Regions from separate parts of the Homo sapiens genome. Here region 1 is linked to region 2. Evidence: chromatin loops called from intact Hi-C (ENCODE). Cell type or tissue: prostate gland. All regions are shown on one strand. Links, peaks and the distances in the headings refer to the core of each region. The heading gives the core; the rest is flanking DNA.

What was found. Hi-C counts contacts between places; a loop is a spot of excess contacts. Peaks named below come from ENCODE experiments on the same cell type or tissue, not always from the same donor. Only the 100,000 strongest peaks of a DNase experiment are listed, where the experiment ranks them.
Region 1: a loop joins it to region 2, with 2.8 times the contacts of the local background. A loop is called at or near these places in 2 of 110 quality-filtered maps.

What each region holds. Positions count from the first base shown.
Region 1 is chr22:47,571,310-47,579,643 of GRCh38, forward strand. No RefSeq gene overlaps it. Among named protein-coding and RNA genes, the nearest start is that of LINC00898, 56 kb to the right of the region's middle. In prostate gland, for the core only: no CTCF peak of the experiment used is centred there; a DNase peak (open chromatin) is centred at 4,202.
Region 2 is chr22:46,840,948-46,849,281 of GRCh38, forward strand. All of the region lies in intron 4 of TBC1D22A (TBC1 domain family member 22A), which reads left to right. Among named protein-coding and RNA genes, the nearest start is that of TBC1D22A-AS1, 71 kb to the right of the region's middle. In prostate gland, for the core only: a CTCF peak has its summit at 4,566; a DNase peak (open chromatin) is centred at 1,864.

The DNA of each region.
Region 1 (8,334 bases), core at 45-8,044, 730 kb after region 2:
CCATTCTCCTGCCTCAGCCTCTTGAGTAGCTGGGATTACAGGTGTGCACCACCATATCTGGCTAATTTTTGTATTTTTAGTAGAGACGGGGTTTCGCCATGTTGGCCAGGCTGGTCTTGAACTCCTGACCTCAAGTGATCCACATGCCTCGGCCTCCCAAAGTGCTGGGATTATAGGCGTGAGGCACCGACACCCAGCCCTTCCCTTTCTTTAATATTAGAACCCAGGACTTTTCTTGAGTGTGGGGAGAGAGAATTGTTATAGCACCACCCTGCCATCTCTGGGTACTTGGTTACTAGCAAGTGGGGACCAGAGGCTCCTCCTCCCCCAGTGAGAGGGACAGGAAAGACGACCTCAGTGCCAGCCTCACAGGACAGCTCCGGTGATGCCGGGCTGCAGTGACAGTGGCCACCCAGTACGGGGGCTTGCTGCATAGCAAGGTCACCCTGATGCTTGGCAAGGCCCTACCACCACTAGCTCCTTATGGGTGGCAGAGGAACCCAGGGTGGCCCCCTTCTTGGAGCCCCATGGTGTATCCACCTATGCCTGGCCTCAGCTGTCACCGAGGGATGACAAGAGACAGAGTGGGCACAACTGTGCTGACTACCCTGTGCCTCTGAATCCTGAGCCTCTCATGCATTTGCCCTGCCTCCCTCCTGCCACTGCACTGGGCCCTGAACCTATTCCCCACCATTGGCCATTGCCTACTCAATGCATCAGAAAAAGGCCCAGTTGTCAGGTTAGCAGCAAGTACTAATTCACGTTCAGCCGACCTCCATGCCAGTACCAGTCACCACCAGCAGAATGTAATTAGATGTGGTGACAAGTCCATTTCACGATCCCACTTCCAGTTCATTTCCCTAATTGTTTTATGAGAAAATAATTGTTTATATAGACTGCAATATGTTCCTTTCTTTGTCCTGGTGTGGCTGACACAAACCACACACCAGATCTTCACACCAGCCTGTGAAACAAGCACACCATCAAATTTCCCATATGTTTGGGAGACCCTAATCATGTAAATGGTTTGATTAAATCTTTAATGAACTGAGAATTTATTCCTCTCACTTCCGAAGCTTTGACATTCTCAAATACCTTAGGACCGGAACAAGATGATCTCACAACCATCCCATCCAAGAACGGAATCCCGGGAGCCAGGTTCTGGAGAAGGTGATGGGTTGCTAACGCCTCAGCGTGATGTGGACATTTTCCCAAACGCTGGTCCTAGATCAGCCAAAGGATGGTGAATATCAGTGGTTCACACTCAAGTTCTGTGGCCTGTCTCTGTCTTTCTGGAGAGACTCCAAACGCGAGGCTTCATCACAGTGTGTATGGTCTCTGCATCTGCGAAGCATTGTTCTTTCCTGGGTGACCTGAATGGTCGCTCAGCATGGGAAGTGCATGCTGCCTTGTGGGCCAGCCACCTGGCTGAGGGCTGCCCATCCGAGCTCCTGGACAGCTTCAAACGCTTCGTTATGGGGAGCTTGGGGGATATGATGACACTGGATTTCCACTCTACAACATGAGCTTATTTTTTTTTAATTTTATAAGTCTGAGAATAGCTTGTCCATTATAATTTATCTTTCCAAACAGAGCAGCAAAGAATTTTAGGTGGTCTTTTAAATTAATTATGGAATATTTCCTCAGCCATGCAGTATGAAAATGTTTCCTGGGTGCGTGCCACACACGTTTCTCACTGTCTTTAGGTTCATCAGACTGCCCATTAGTCTTTCCCCTGCTGTCTCCCAGGAAGCCCCACTACAGCCCTTCTATCCTGACCCCACCCCTGGGAGCTGTCCCTGGACGCTCTCCACCCACCTACTTTCTGCTCCGCCCATGTGCAGCCACTTTGAGGTCTGTCATGAATATAAAGTGTGTGACATATTTTTATTTCCTGGCTCTCTTGTTCATACGTATCTTTATTTAATTCCCAGCATGTGTCATGTTATGTGTGTTCTCAGCTTATGTTTTTACGTTTAGAAGAGTTTCGCCTGTTTTCTGCAGGGATGAGACACTTCGGGCCAACTTCAATGTTCTAATTCCGAGTTTGGAAATCAACTTTTGGACTGAAAGCTGAGCTTGTCTGAGATTTGTCAGGGCCCCTGGTGGTTGGAAAAGTGTTCTGAATCCAATAAAAGGAAAGCGGTGATTTACACTATGTTTCCCTTTGTATTTTGGGTACATTTTACATATTGGGCAATTTTGACTGGAGGTAGTTGGGAAGGTATTTGCTTGAATGTGTGCACATGCGTGCATGTGTGTACATGAGTGCATATGTGTGTATGTGTCATGTAATTGTGGATTTGCATGTGTCTTTGCACCTTGTGTGATGTGTGGGTGCATGTGTGTACACGTTGTGTGATGTGTGTGCATATGTGTTCATATGTGTGTGGTGTGTGCGCGCACATATGTGCATGTGTACATGCAATGCATTTATGTGTGTGCCTTGTATGATGTGTGTGTGCATATGTGTGCTTATGTGTGCTGTGCTGTGTGTGTGTGTGTAGGCTACAGTACCTCCGTTTTGGATGCTAATCTGCCATATTGACTTCTGATTAACCCCATTTCCAGAATGCCTCTGAGATTTCTGCTTCATCTATTGTTAAGAACACGTACTTACTGTAAATCCTGCCACCCGGTCAAAACAACCTTGATGCCACACTCCTTCTGAAGTAATTTACCCTTTCCCTGTGGTATTTAAGCCCTGGGTCTGGGGGGGTACATTGTGGCCACCCAAGACATGGCTTCTGTTCCTAAGTCCCTATGAAATGTTTCTTTCTGAGAAACTGGATTTGTCAGCCTCTCTTCAGCCTCTCAGCTCTGTTGGCTTTGGGTATGAGTTTGCATAGGCCTGCTCACCATGGAACAGTGTGTATATGTGTGCGGTGTGTGTGCATATGTGTGCCTGTGTATGCACCTGTGTATGTGTTTGTGTATCTGTCTGTTTTTCCTGGTTGGCATTGGTGATGAGGCAGGGAGAGGAAAGAAACAGACAATAATTGATGCTTTACAGCAGAAAAACTTACAACCCCGTGGGAGACCCTACTCCTTTGAGCCCACAATCTGGTGTCCTTGCATATTGATTGCCTACTAGTTGAGAATAGCTCATAAAAAGCACTTGTTTTCCGAAATCATTCTCATAGAGTTTGTAGTGGCCAGATGGGCACAGGCTATCCCCAGGAGAGGGGTGTTCCTGTTCAGCCAGCCTTCTCCTCCCTAATGGAAGGATTTCTCATGGTGGGGGGTGGGTGGGGCAGCAGGAAAGACCACTGTGTCCTTCTGGGCCCCCAGACCATGGGTTGGATTAACTATCTCCCTGGACCTGCTTCACCCCTAGGTCTCAGCCTGTCTTGTGGCATCCACGGTGGTTTCCCAGGGTAGCTGCTACTGATCTGTTCATCCTGTCCCTGTGGGTGCAGGGTGGGCTGGTGGATTTGGGTGGACTGAATGGAAAAGACCAAGCATCAGTGGGTTGAGCTGAACACCCAACGGGGTTGCTGCTGGGACGCTCCATCAGAACATGGAGGCATTGCCTGCAGGCTCACCAGTGACCCCCAAGCCTGCAATGACCCCTTGCAGAAGAATAGATGGGAAGAGATGGACTTCTGTAAATGAGTAAGGCAATTTCAGTGCAAATCCCTCGTGAAGTTACTCCAGGCTGCAGGTGGTTGGCGGGGGTTGGGGGACAGCAAATCCCTCCCAGGACACAGGGCAAGTCTATAGGTCCCCTCCTTCCTCTGGAGCTGAGGAGAGGAGGGAATGTAGAACACAGAGCTAGAATGGCCCCAGAGGACAGAGGGGCAACATTTACTCAGGGCAGGCAATGATAATGGGTACCCTGGAGGGAAGGCTGGGACAAGTCACTGAACTCCTTGAATAAATGGTAGTAACTTCATTCCGGTCACAACTCACACTTTATGGATAAGCCAGGACTGTTTTTGTTTCAGTCTTTTCCAAATTTGGTAAACAATTTCCAGGAGCACGAGCTCACCCTTTCTTCCGACAGCTTGGTTCATTTGGGGCCTTCTCCGACTGAGACACTCATCCCCTCCCTTCCCTGTGCTGACTTGAGATCCGCCACCTTACGATGCTCTTCCTTGCCGGGCTGCACGGGCCACCCTCCTCCCTGTCCTTCCCTTGGCCTTCAGAGCTCGTGGCTCTCAGGCCCTGCCACCTCCCCATATGTCAATATTGATCTTCAAATACAACGCCCCAAGTGGACACAGAGCCAGATGGATTCTGATCAGCCCAGGAAATGGGCAGCCCCGCTCTTCTGGGGAGCATCCAGCTGTACATTATGATCATGTTTGTTAGACTATCATATTACCATTTATTTTCATTTTTACAATTGTTTAAGTATGTTTTTTTCTTCCCCGACACCAGTTCTTCAACTCTCTAGACACTGGGTGGGTGTTTTACAATTCAATCTAATTCTGCACCAGCTCTTAGAGTAAATGCAGACCCCACTGAGAGTAAGGCCCCAGCAGACTGCCCCCACTTCACATACTAGCTACCAGTGGGGTGCCCAGGCTACTCACACTTCTGCTTGGACAACTACAAATTCAAGGGCTCCCATGCCCCCTTCTTGGGTTCAATGATTTGCTGGAGTGAGGCACACAACTCAGGAGAGTGCTTCCCTTACTATGATCCATTGGTTATAAAGTATATGCCACCCAGAAACAGCCAAGTGGAAGAGATGCAGAGACCAGGCATGGGGGTGGAACTCGGGGTGCGGACATGGAGCTTCCACACCCTTCCTTAGCACAATCACCCTCCCAGAACATAGAATCTCCTTGTTTAAGAGTTTTTAAGTACTGATTGTCCTTGGCTTACAGTGGGATTATGTCTGGAAAAACCCATCGTAAATTGAAAATATCGTAAGTCAAAAATGCGTTTAAGACTCCTAACCTGCTGAACGTCATTGCTTTGCCTACCCACCTTCAATGTGCTCAGAACATTTACATTAGCCTACAGTCAGGCAAAATCATCTAACACAAACCCTATTTTATAATAAAGTGTTGAATAGCTCATGTAGTTTATTAAATACTACTGAAAATTAAAAACAGAATGATTGTATGGGTACTCAAAGTAAGGTTTCTACTGAATGTGTATTGCTTTCACATCATCCTAAAGTAAAAAAACCACATGTCAAATATGTCGGGGACTGTGTATATACATACATTATTATTAACAACAGACACTGTGTTGTAAGAGAATCTCTTGTATTTATTCCTCCTGGTGAACTGAAATTTGTTTAGCCTTTGATCAACATCCTCCTCCCCTGCCCCAACCCCAGACCCTGGAAACCACCATTCTACTCTCTGCTTCTGTGAAATCAACTTTATTAGATTCCACATAAAGTGAGATTATTTGATATTTATCCTTTTGTGCCTGGCTTATTTTACTTAACATGATGTCCTTTCTGTTCATCCATGTTGTGGCAAACAACATGTGGCATTCATGTTGTTCATCCATGTTGATGGTGTTTCTTTCTTTTTGGAGGCTAGATAGCATTCCACTGCATGCCTACGCCACATTTTCTGTATCTAATTAGTCATCCATGGGCAGGCACTGGGGTTGTTTCCGTATCTTGGCTATTGTGAATAATCCTAAAATAAACCTAGTGCAGATATCTCCTTGACATATTGATTTCACATCATTTGGATACCTCATGCCAACAGAAGAATCATAAGTTTGGAAAGGAGAGCTTTATTTCTCACAGAAGGTTGCAGCTTGCAGGCTGGGAACCATAACCTCTGGCAGAAGCTGACAGTAAGCACTTCAGGGAGGGGTAAAGGGAACAGAAATGTATGCTGATTGGGGAAGCTGAATATACATATGCAATAAGCTAAAGGAGGAGTCGTGAATATTTATGAGGAGAAACATGCACGATTGAGCTTATGTCCCTTTATGGGTTGCATGTTCAAAACATCGCAGCATTAGCCTGACCAAATGGTGGTGTTTTCAGCCTTCTGACATCAAAAGGTGAAGCAGAGGACACAGCAACCCTCACTGTCCATCCTGGGAGAGTCAGACAAAACTGGTGCAGAGATGGCGGTCAGCTTTTGGGAAGGAATGCATTGCGACACTGGCGAGCTGTCATACCAAAACAGGAAAGAGGGCTGGGCATGGTGGCTCACGCCTGTAATCCCTGCACTTTGGGAGGCCGAGGTGGGTGGATCATGAGGTCAGGAGATGGAGACCATCCTGGCTAATGTGGTGAAACCCCATCTCCACTAAAGATACAAAAAATTAGCTGGGCGTGGTGGCACGTGCCTGTAGTCCCAGCTACTCGAGAGGCTGAGTCTGGAGAATTGCTTAACCTGGGAGGCAGAGGTTGCAGTGAGCCAAGATCATGCCACTGCACTCCATCCTGGGCGACAGAGCGAGACTCTGTCTCAATAAAAAAAACAAAAAACAAAAACAGGAAAGGGAGGGAGGGACGGGGAGTCCAGTCTCGGCCTCAGAGGATTGGCTAAAGGAATAAAGGAAAACCATTTCTTGTTTTCCGGAGTTGTTTTCTACTTCCTCTTCAGGAAAGAATTCTGGTTAAAGGTTAATAAGGAAGCTATGCTGAGATGTGTGCCAATTCCATGCCATCATGGCTGCAAACTCAGTTTTTAAGGTTTCCCTGGGGATCCTTTGTCCAAGAGAAGATCTGTTCAGTTGGTTGGGGGACTTAGGATTTTATTTCTATTTCTCAATACCCAGAACTGGGGTTGCTGGATCTTATTTCTATATTTAACGTTTTGTGGAACCTCTATTCTGCTTTTTTCTAAAATAGCTGTGCTAATTTGCATTCCCACCAATAGTGTACAAGGGTTCTCTTTTTTTCTATATCTTTTCCAATGTTTATTTTTGTCTTTTTGATAACAGTCATCTTAACAGGCGTGAGGTGATTTCTCATTGGGATTTTAGGGAACTATGTGAGGTAATAGATATGTTAATTAGCTCAGGTAGCCAACCCACAATGTGCACATATGTCAAAACATCGTGCTGTACATCATGAATATATGAAAGGAAAATAAATCTTGGGGCCTCCAAATCACTAATCACTAAGCTAATGGGGAAAGGGAAGCTGGGAGCTGTTCAGGGCAAACCTGCCCCCCATTCTATTCAGTCACCCCTCTGCTCACTGAGATAAATGCATATCTGATTGCCTCCTTTGGAGAGGCTCATCAGAAACTCAAAAGAATGCAGCCATTTGTCTCTCAACTACCTGTGACTTGGTAGCCCCCTCCCTGCTTTGAGTTGGCTCCCCTTTGTGGACGGAACCAATGTTTATCTTACATACGTTGATTGATGTCTCATGTCTCCCTAAAATGTATAAAACCAAGCTGTGCCCTGACCACCTTGGGCACACGTCCTGAGGCTATGTCACCGGCACACATCTTCAACCTTGGCAAAATAAACTTTCTGAATTAACTGAGACCTGCCTCAGATATTAGGGGTTCACATTTTGATAATAACAAAGGGATTCTGGGTGGGGGTGCCCCTGACCTTTGACCAATCTCCTATCGGTACTTGGTACCAGCATTAGCTAACTTTATGGCTCAAACCAATAGGACAATTTGCTGAGGTCTGGAAGCACCCGCTCCAGAGAATCCCTAATCCTCCCAAATTTGGTTGAGATCTAAAGTTTATTTTGCTGTACAACTCCTTTTTTTGAGTTTTACTTGCTTCCAACACAAGGAAGGCAAATTTCTCCTGCTTCCATGATGATGGAAGGCAGCTAACTCCTTTATGGAGTTGTTTTTTTTTGTTTTGTTTTGTTTTGTTTTGTTTTGTTTTGTTTTGAGATGGAGTCTCGCTCTGTCGCCCAGGTTGGAGTGCAGTGGCATGATCTCGGCTCACTGCAAGCTCCACCTCCTGGGTTCACACCATTCTCCTGCCTCAGCCTCCTGAGTAGCTGGGACTACAGGCGTCAGCCACCACACCCAGCTAATTTTTTTTGTATTTTTAGTAGAGACGGGGTTTCACCGTGTTAGCCAGGATGGTCTCGATCTCCTGACCTTGTGATCCACCCACCTCGGCCTCCCAAAGTGCTGGGATTACAGGCGTGAGCCACCGAGCCCGGCCCTTTATGGAGTTTTATTCGCTGCTTCTAGGATGGTAGAGAGCAGTCTTCAGCCTGAGACCCGTCTGCAGGTAAGTAACTGAACTGGGGTTTGTCTTGGCCAAAGTTAAGATTAACAACCAGCTGGACTTAATTTCTCCTTACCATTAGAGTGCTCACTAATTGTATAAGTTGTGCAATTGATTGTTTGTTTTGCTTACCTGTTTTTTTGTTGTTGTTGTCATTTGTTTGTTTCTGTTTTGTAGTTCTTTTAGTCT
Region 2 (8,334 bases), core at 283-8,282:
GATATTTGTACCTTCGTGTTCATTGCAGCATTATTCTCAATAGCCAAGACATGGAAACAACCCAAGTATTCACCGATGAATGAATGAGTAATGAAAATGGGTGTGTGTGTGTGTGTGTGTGTGTGTGAGAGAGAGAGAGAGAGAAAGAGAGAGAGAGAAAATGGGATTGCCATGGCCTTAATGATCCCCAGAATGGATGTGTTGAAATGTAATCAGCAATGTGATAGTATTCAAAGGTGGGGCCTATAGGAGGTGATGTGATTCATGAAGGTGGAGCCCTCATGGATGAGGTTAGGGCCCTTAGAAAGAGGCCTGAGGAAGTGGGTTCACTCTCTTCTGCTATTTGGCCATGTGAGGACATGACATTTGTCCCTTTTGGCCGTTCCGCCATGTGAGGACACAGCAAGAGGGCCGTTGTCAGACACCTAACCTGCCAGCACCTTGATCTTAGACTTTCACCCTCCAGAATCGTGAGAAAAAATTTTCTGTTCTTTATAAATTATCCAGTCTCAGGTATTTTGTTTTAACAGTACTAATGGAGTGAGACAGTGATATTATTCACCCTTAAAAAAGAAGGTAACCCTGTCATTTACAGCAACATGGATGAGCCTGGGTGACATTATCCTACATGGAATTAGCCAGACCCAGAAGATATTCATCATCTTCCTTATATGTGGAATCCAAAAAAATTGCCTTCCTGGAAGTAGAGAGTAGAATGGTGGTTATCAGGAACTGGAGGGCTGCAAAGTGGGGAGATGTGAGCCAGAGAGTATAAACTTTCGTTTATACGATGAATCAGTTCTAGGGATCTCATGTACAGCATGATGACTATAGTTAACAGTACTGTATGGTATACTTGGAATTTGTTAAGAAAGTAGGTTTTAAGTGTTCTTACCACACACGCACACAAGGTAACTGTAACATGTGAGGTGAAGGATATAATTAACTTGATTTTGGTAGTAATTTCACAATGTCTACGTAAATCTGAATCCCATGTTGAACATCTTATTTGCATACCATTTTTACTTTTTGGTTACATCTGTTAAGCTGGAAAAAAATTGCATCCAGATATTCCTGGTATCCCTAATAATAACATTCTGTATTATTATTTGGCCCATCCAACATGAAACAAGGATAGATGGGTTTGTAAGTTACAGGTATAGGTATTTTTGCTGCAACTTAAAAACTTTTCCTTAATTTAAAACAGGCACCATCAATTTTGCATTCTTTGGTAAAGGCATGAAGAACCCAGAGCTGAAATAACAAGCTGCTTTCTTTGGGGCCATTTGAATGATAGGGACAACTAAGATGTGGGATCTCATTCGGCCAAAAGCCATATAGGCTGAGCAGTCATGGGTTTGGGTCTCTATGGGATCTAAGACTTGGAATTTATTTTTAACATTTTATTTGAAACTTTTCAAACATGGAGAAAAGCTGAAAGACTTGTCATGGCCATCCATTGAGGCCACCATATAGAGTATGTTAGGTCTCCTCCATCTCTCTTTCTGTCTCTGTCTGTCCATCCATCATTCCGTCTCTTCTTTTTGGATGCATCTCAAAGTAAGTTGTAGATATCAGTTCTCCCCGTAAACACTTGAGTATGCATGTCATTAACTTGATTTAGGGTTTTCGTGGAGGTAATATTTACACCATGAAATGTACAAACCTGCAGCACAAAAATCAGTGGGATGAGTTTTAACAAATGCATGACCTGTGCAGCGCGATCTCCGATCAAACTGTAGAACATCAGCCTTACTGCAGAACGTTCTCCAGGGCCCTTTGGCAGTGCACACACTGTGTAGCCACGCCCAGCGGGCAGCTTCGGGAGATGAGTTGGGGAGGGAGGGCTTTGGCGCCCTGACAGGTAGGGATGTTCCAGAGCTGCTGTTGCGTGCCCAGGGCATGCCTTGACAGCATCACAGTTGAATGGAGCAGTGTCTGGGTGACATCGATGAGAAGGGAGCTGAAGGAGGTGCTGCGGCCCATGTTCATGAGGAGATGGAAGGAGTGCAGAATGGCAGGGCTGGGATCCTGATGTACCCTGGGACTTGGCTGTCTCTGAGTGTCTGCAGTGCCTCGAGCACACTGTGCGTACCTGAGGCAGTTGGTGGGAAATGGATTTAGTTCCATGCGTTCAGCTGGGTGGCCGGATTTCAGGGCATCATTTGTGAAATGACCCACTGTAATGTGGTGGTTCAAGGGGAGGCACTGAGCCAGTTCTGCTGCTCGCCTTTAGCTCAGGGTCCTCATCTGTCAAGTGGGAATCACTTGCTTCTGTTGTTACGAGCATTCGGTGTACTAATACAGTAATACAAACCACCACCTGCACAGAGCAGCGCTCAGTCAAGTCAGCTGTTGTTGTTGTCATTGATTTTTATGATAATAACTCCCCTGCAGAGATAAAACAGCCACGGGTATACAGTGGCTGCCCGGCCGGTGCTGCAGCAGCTCTTCCTCCTGGGATGCCAGGGGATTGAGACTCGGCTTTATTCTGAAGCTGTCCCAAATATGAATCATTCACTGTTATTAAGCCACCTCAGCATGCCCCCTTTGTTATCTGGGCCCAAAAGAGCACAGAGTGTGGCCCCCAGTACATTTTGGGTGACGCCTTTACACCCATCCAGCAAGTTGGGGCTGGGAGTGGGTATCACGCGTTCTGTAGATGACGTCTGTAGACTTCTGGGGTTTTTCAATAGAGGGGCCATATTGTTTATCATCTGTTTTGGGGGTAAACGGGGCACTCTTAACAGTTTAAGAGGGGCAGGTGAGCGGTGAACTGGGTAAACTGAGATGTATGATATCCTAGTTCCCTGGGGTGAAGGAGGCCAAGCTTTTCTGTTAATGAAAATAAACTGCATCTCATTCACAGCGGATTGACCTGTGAGCGTAAACACAGCCTGGGGAGTAGCACCCGGCAGCACCCTGTGTTCTCACATCATCGGGAAGGACAGCTGCCTTCCATTCATCATGCTGGCAGATGCCGTTGGCTGTGCTGGGGCCAGAAAGCATTTGGGATGGGGTCAGGACATCTCAAGGCAGATAGATGTTTGTGGGGTTGTTCGGTCTTGAGGGTCACACGGTCTCTGTCTTCTTGGCTGTCATTTGCAAAGGAGTACAAGCTTGGGCTGGACTGGCCAGCCAGCCTTCCTGTGGGTGTAAACATGTGGGTAAGGCATGCTAGATGCTGGGCGTGGGCACTCTGGTCCAAGCACATTCTTATCAAGCCGTTCTAAGCATTCCAAGTAGGAGTCTCATTGAGAAGCATCCCCGTCTGTGGTCTTGCCATGCCACGGTGCCCATGTCCAGCAGTCACTGAGTACACCGTTAACTGCTGTGTAGACCGTGAACTATTCCACTGCGTGCTGCTTCCTTCTCTTCTTACTCTCCTCTTTGGAGAAGTTTATAAGCTTAGTTGCATTTAGTTATAAAGCATCTGGGCAGCCCTGTCTCCCTCTGATTGTACCCCCTGTGGGCATTCATTAAGCACCTCCTCTGTGCCAGGCAGTGTAGCCACCAGCATAAAGCTAGTGACTGAGTGTGTGCCAGATGTCTGTGTGGTTGAGTCGTCAGCTTGACGTGGTGGGACAGAAGTGAGTTTGCAGGAGACTGGGTATAAGGATGGGGAGAGCTTATGGGTGGGTAGAGGAGCACAGCACAGCCAGAGTGAACCAGGCAGAGGTGGGGCCGAGTGATTCCTGGGAAGGGTTGGGCTGAGCTGGATGCTTCCATCTGGGTCCCCCGTGGGGTCTGGAGCAGTCACTTACCCAGTTGTAATGAAGCCCTCCTGCTCACTTGCAGGCATCATAGCAGTTGACGGTCTGAGCACAGTGAGGCTGGCCTGGACGTCTGAGCGGGGTCATCCCAGGCCCAGGGGTCCTACTGGGCTCTTAAGTGGAGAGTGGTAGGAGACTGTTGGGTTGGAGATGCTGCGCCCTCCTTCATGCCAGCAAGTATTGCCTGGGTGGTCTCAAAAGTCCTGTGCCATAGTCAGATTTGGTTTCTAGGACTTCTCCAACTCTGGAATTCTCTGGAGAAGGGAGTCCTGTCTGTGCCTGGAGTCCAGTGGGCCCTGGTGTTTCTTGGTCATACCCTGGCGTCCAGTGACTGTAGTCTTTGATTCCTGCATTATCTGCAGGCGGTTGCCTGTGCCAGGAGAAGGCCATTTTGGTGAGACGAGGAATGTCTTTGTTGATCCGTGGAGGAAAGAACGTAACAGTGGGATATTGAGATTGTTAATCAATTGTTTTAGGATAAATACCCAACTTTCTCTCCTCTTAGCTGATTAGATTCCATCTTTCTCTGTGCTTGAGACGTAAGGACGTCTGTGCTTGGGCACAAGGTTGTATCTGACGTTATTTTCAGTCTTCTACATGGATCCTGAATAAGTCTTTTGTTCCATGGAGAAGATTAAGGGCAGTATTTGGTTGGAAAATTTTTAATGAAGCACCTAACAGAGCTATTATTATTCATTTCTGAAACAACTTGCTGCGGTTACCGTAGTAATATTAAGCCTTTTATTAAATATTTTTCCTTTCGGTTTTGAGGTAAGTTTTCATTAAATGCTGATGGGGGAGCTGGAGATCCACGAACCTGGTGTCTGGAAAGAATTTTCTAGCTCTGCTGAGTTAAATCATTCAAGGAATTTATGTTATGGGAACATAAAGCTTATAAATCTAGTTTATCATATCTATCATTTAATTGTTCATGCAAGCCAGCTCTTCATGTAGCGATTTACAGTAATCTCAGTGAAATAACAGTGTTGTGTCCCAAAATGAATAATGCATGCCAAGAAATTGTTGAGCTCCTTAAAATCATTATGCTCAAAATATTAGGCTCTTTTATTTGAAAGTGATAGAATGATGATCATGTACTAGTTGCAAGCTGGGGACTTCAGAGTCTGTCGTTCCTGCTTTGCGTTGGGTCGCCAGCCCTCAGGAAGGAACCGCGGCGAGCCGATTCCAGGAGGAGGATACGCCTTGCTGCAGTCGGCCCGCAGGAGCAGCCGGGGAGCTGGCAACAGCCAGGGCTCTGTGGGAGGGCTGGGATGTTGGCTTAGGGGTAAAAAAATTCTGTGTTTAAAAGATGAGATGCTTTTTAGACATCCATCTGTCTGGGACAAGAAATGGGTATCTTGCCATTAGTATTGTTGCCAGGCAGAAACCATGGAGTTTATCACAATGCATCTGGAAGGCAGCAATGTGCCGAGTGCTTTTTCTCCCCTCTCCTGTTACTCATCTATCTCAACAGCACACATATACCATGATGTGGTTTTAAATAATGAGGCAAACAGGCAATAGCTGTTGTGATCTTTCAATGAGAATGGTTTAGTGAGTTGGATTTGTTGCTAGCAGCACTGATCCATTTGTATGTATGTTTGTCAGTGGGCGTGGCGACATCGCTTACTCACCTATGCTTTCCGTCTTTGAAGAGCTACCCTGCAAGCAGTGTTGAGGTCAGAGGAGACAGTTCACTGTGGGCTGTGGGGTGCTTAAGTGTGGGAGGAAGGGTGACTTCTTTTCCAGAAGAGGGAAAGGCTCTGCTCCTCGGGAAATGGACGGAGTTTTCCCCAATGGGAATATCATCAATCATTGTCATCAGGCCTGGGCCACCTTTACCATCTCTCACACTTAAAAAACAAAAAAAACTGTGTTATAAAAAATTTCAAACATGCACAAAGATCGAGAGAACAGTGCAGTGAAGCAACACACCTATCAGCCAGATTCGGCGGGTATCAAGATACGCCACCAGCCTCTCATCTTCACCCGGATTCGGCGGGTATCAAGATATGCCACCAGCCTCTCATCTTCACCCGGATTCGGCGGGTATCAAGATATGCCACCAGCCTCTCATCTGTCCCATTCTTTTCTTTTTCTTTTTCTTTTCCTTCTCCTTTGCTGGAGTATTTCAAAGCAAACCCCAGACATCCTGTCATTTCCCCTTTCTGTACGTCAGTATACATTCCACAAAAAACAAAACAACTCCTGCGGTTTTCAGAACCCGGTGCTGGTGCCGTCGAGAGACTGTTTAGGCGGGTGTCCCCTTCTGTGGAATCTCGCGTGGGGTTCAGCAGTCCAGGGCCGGGCCTTGGAGGCCATCAGCCTTCCTTATCGGCTGTGCAACTAATGATCTTTGGTCAATTGGGACTGGACTGAGGACTCTGCAGTGTGGAAAACCAGTTCTGCGGTGACCTCTCCCTCATTTTTGGAGACCCCAGGTGGGCCTAACCTGGAGGCATTTGGTATGTTTTGTGCCATTAGTTTGACATTTAGATTCCCACATAGGAGAAATAGTGTAGAAGAGATTGCCACCATGGGAGACCTGGGAGGCAGGAGGCCTGGCCTCAGGTGTCCTGGAGAGTTGTAAAGGCCAGAATACACCTTTTCGGAGGAGCAGAAGTCACCTAGCCAGTGCTGGTTTACATATCTACCAGTATCTGCCCTAGACGTACCCAGTAGGTCCTAAGGCATGAAGGTTGGCCTGGTTTATGTTATGTGTCATTTTCCTCACTTCTGTTTGTCAAGAACATTTTCTGCACGTTGAGAATGATCATTGTTACGCATTCTGCTGCTTCTCTGCCTTTCTTCTATCCCTTCTCTTCACACGCTCCTCCTGCCCCACTGTGTGGACGTGTCTGTAGGAAAATGTGGGGTGTGTTGGGTTTTCCTGTTGGTCTAAGTCATGCCTGCCAGGTCTGTTGATGATGTCTGAGGTCTGTGTTTTTCTCAGGTTAGGACTTTTGAGTCCTTTCTTACAAAGGGCTTTATGTACAAAACAACCCTGTAGTAGAGGCACCCAGGCTTGTTGGTCCTCTGTGTTTGGAGAGGAGTGCCCCACTCATTCCAGGGAGGGAAAATGGGGTTTGAAATGAAAAAGTTTCCATTGTAAATGGACACTTTTATGTAAAACATCTAAAAACATGTAGAGGACCAGTTCTGATGGCACCTAGAGAAATAGTCAAGGTACCCTAGTGGGTGTGTGTGTGTGTGTGTGTGTGTGTGTGTGTGTGTGCGCGCGCGCACGCGCTCTACACAGTAAATACCCGGAGGGAAGACTGCAAACACTTCTTGAGCAGCAGATATTCTTTCTGGGTGACATTCCTTCTTAGAAGGGAGGGGTTGGGAAACTATTAAATAGTTGGGAGAGTGATCTAAGTTAGTTGGATGATGGCTTTGTGATAGGAAGTTTTTGCTCATTAAGAGCGGCTTTAAAGCTTTTAATTTTTATATACTTCTGCCTGTAACTTTCCCCACTCCCTCCAAAAAAATGGTATCGCGGAGGCGGTGTCAGAAGAGCCCCAGAAGTATTCTAGTGGAACTCAGGTCGTCCTCCACCCTTGCGGGCATAAATCTCATGCTAGAAGCTTTCCTTCAGGGACCCGAGAGAACAGGGAAGGAGTGCTTGCTGTTGGAAGGCAGTGGAGAGCCAGCTAGAGGTGATTCTAGGCTCATGAACTAGTCTATGACTAACTGCAGTGAGTTTTTAAAGCAGGTTGTATAAGAAGTTTAAGTGATGCCTCATCGAGGCTCTGATTTCAGAGCAGCCTGTATGGTTCTCTAAGCCGAGGGAGAGACCTGGCGCAACAGGGAGTCGACCAACCGTTTGCAGCCCCTCTGTCAGTGCCTTAGACAGGAATCCAGGTAGGCTCTCTCTGGTACAAATGTTATTGCCTTTTTCTTGGTAACAAGGGCTTTTTGGTTGGCATTGCTGAGTCTGTATGATGATGTTTATGCTGTTACTGTATATTACTTTTTTATGGCATACTATTTCTGTTGCAAATAGTCATAAATATTGTTACAGTTTTGAGTGCATTATGACACGTTGCTCTAAGTAGTCTCACGTACACTTTGGGTTGCAGGGCTGAGCAATTTGTATTTTTCCTTTGGTGTTTCTTTGAGTGTGTTTCAGCCCACCGTAATAGCACCTCACTGCTTCACCATGCAGTTTTTTTTTTTTTTAAACTCCTATGACATTTCATTGCTGGTAGGGACCTCATGGGGACCCTTAACCAGTGCACCCTCTCCTCCCTGTCCCCAGTCTCTGTTTGAGCCATTTTGTGATACATGGTTCACAGATCACCCTCAGATCCTGGATTCACCACTTAGTAGCTAGTTACAATACTTAACCCCATCTGTCTGGAGTGGCTATCTCACAATTTGTGTGACGCTCTAGGCAGAGGGCGTGGTTGTGGCCATTATTATTCTGATGCTGGACAATTCTTTCTTCTGTGGCAATGCTGTCTGCCTGCAGGTTGTCCCCGTTGACCTGGCCCTGGCTGCTGGAGTGGATGCCTCCGTCCAAGTGGGTCTCCAGACGGCAGATTGCTCTGTGGGTGAC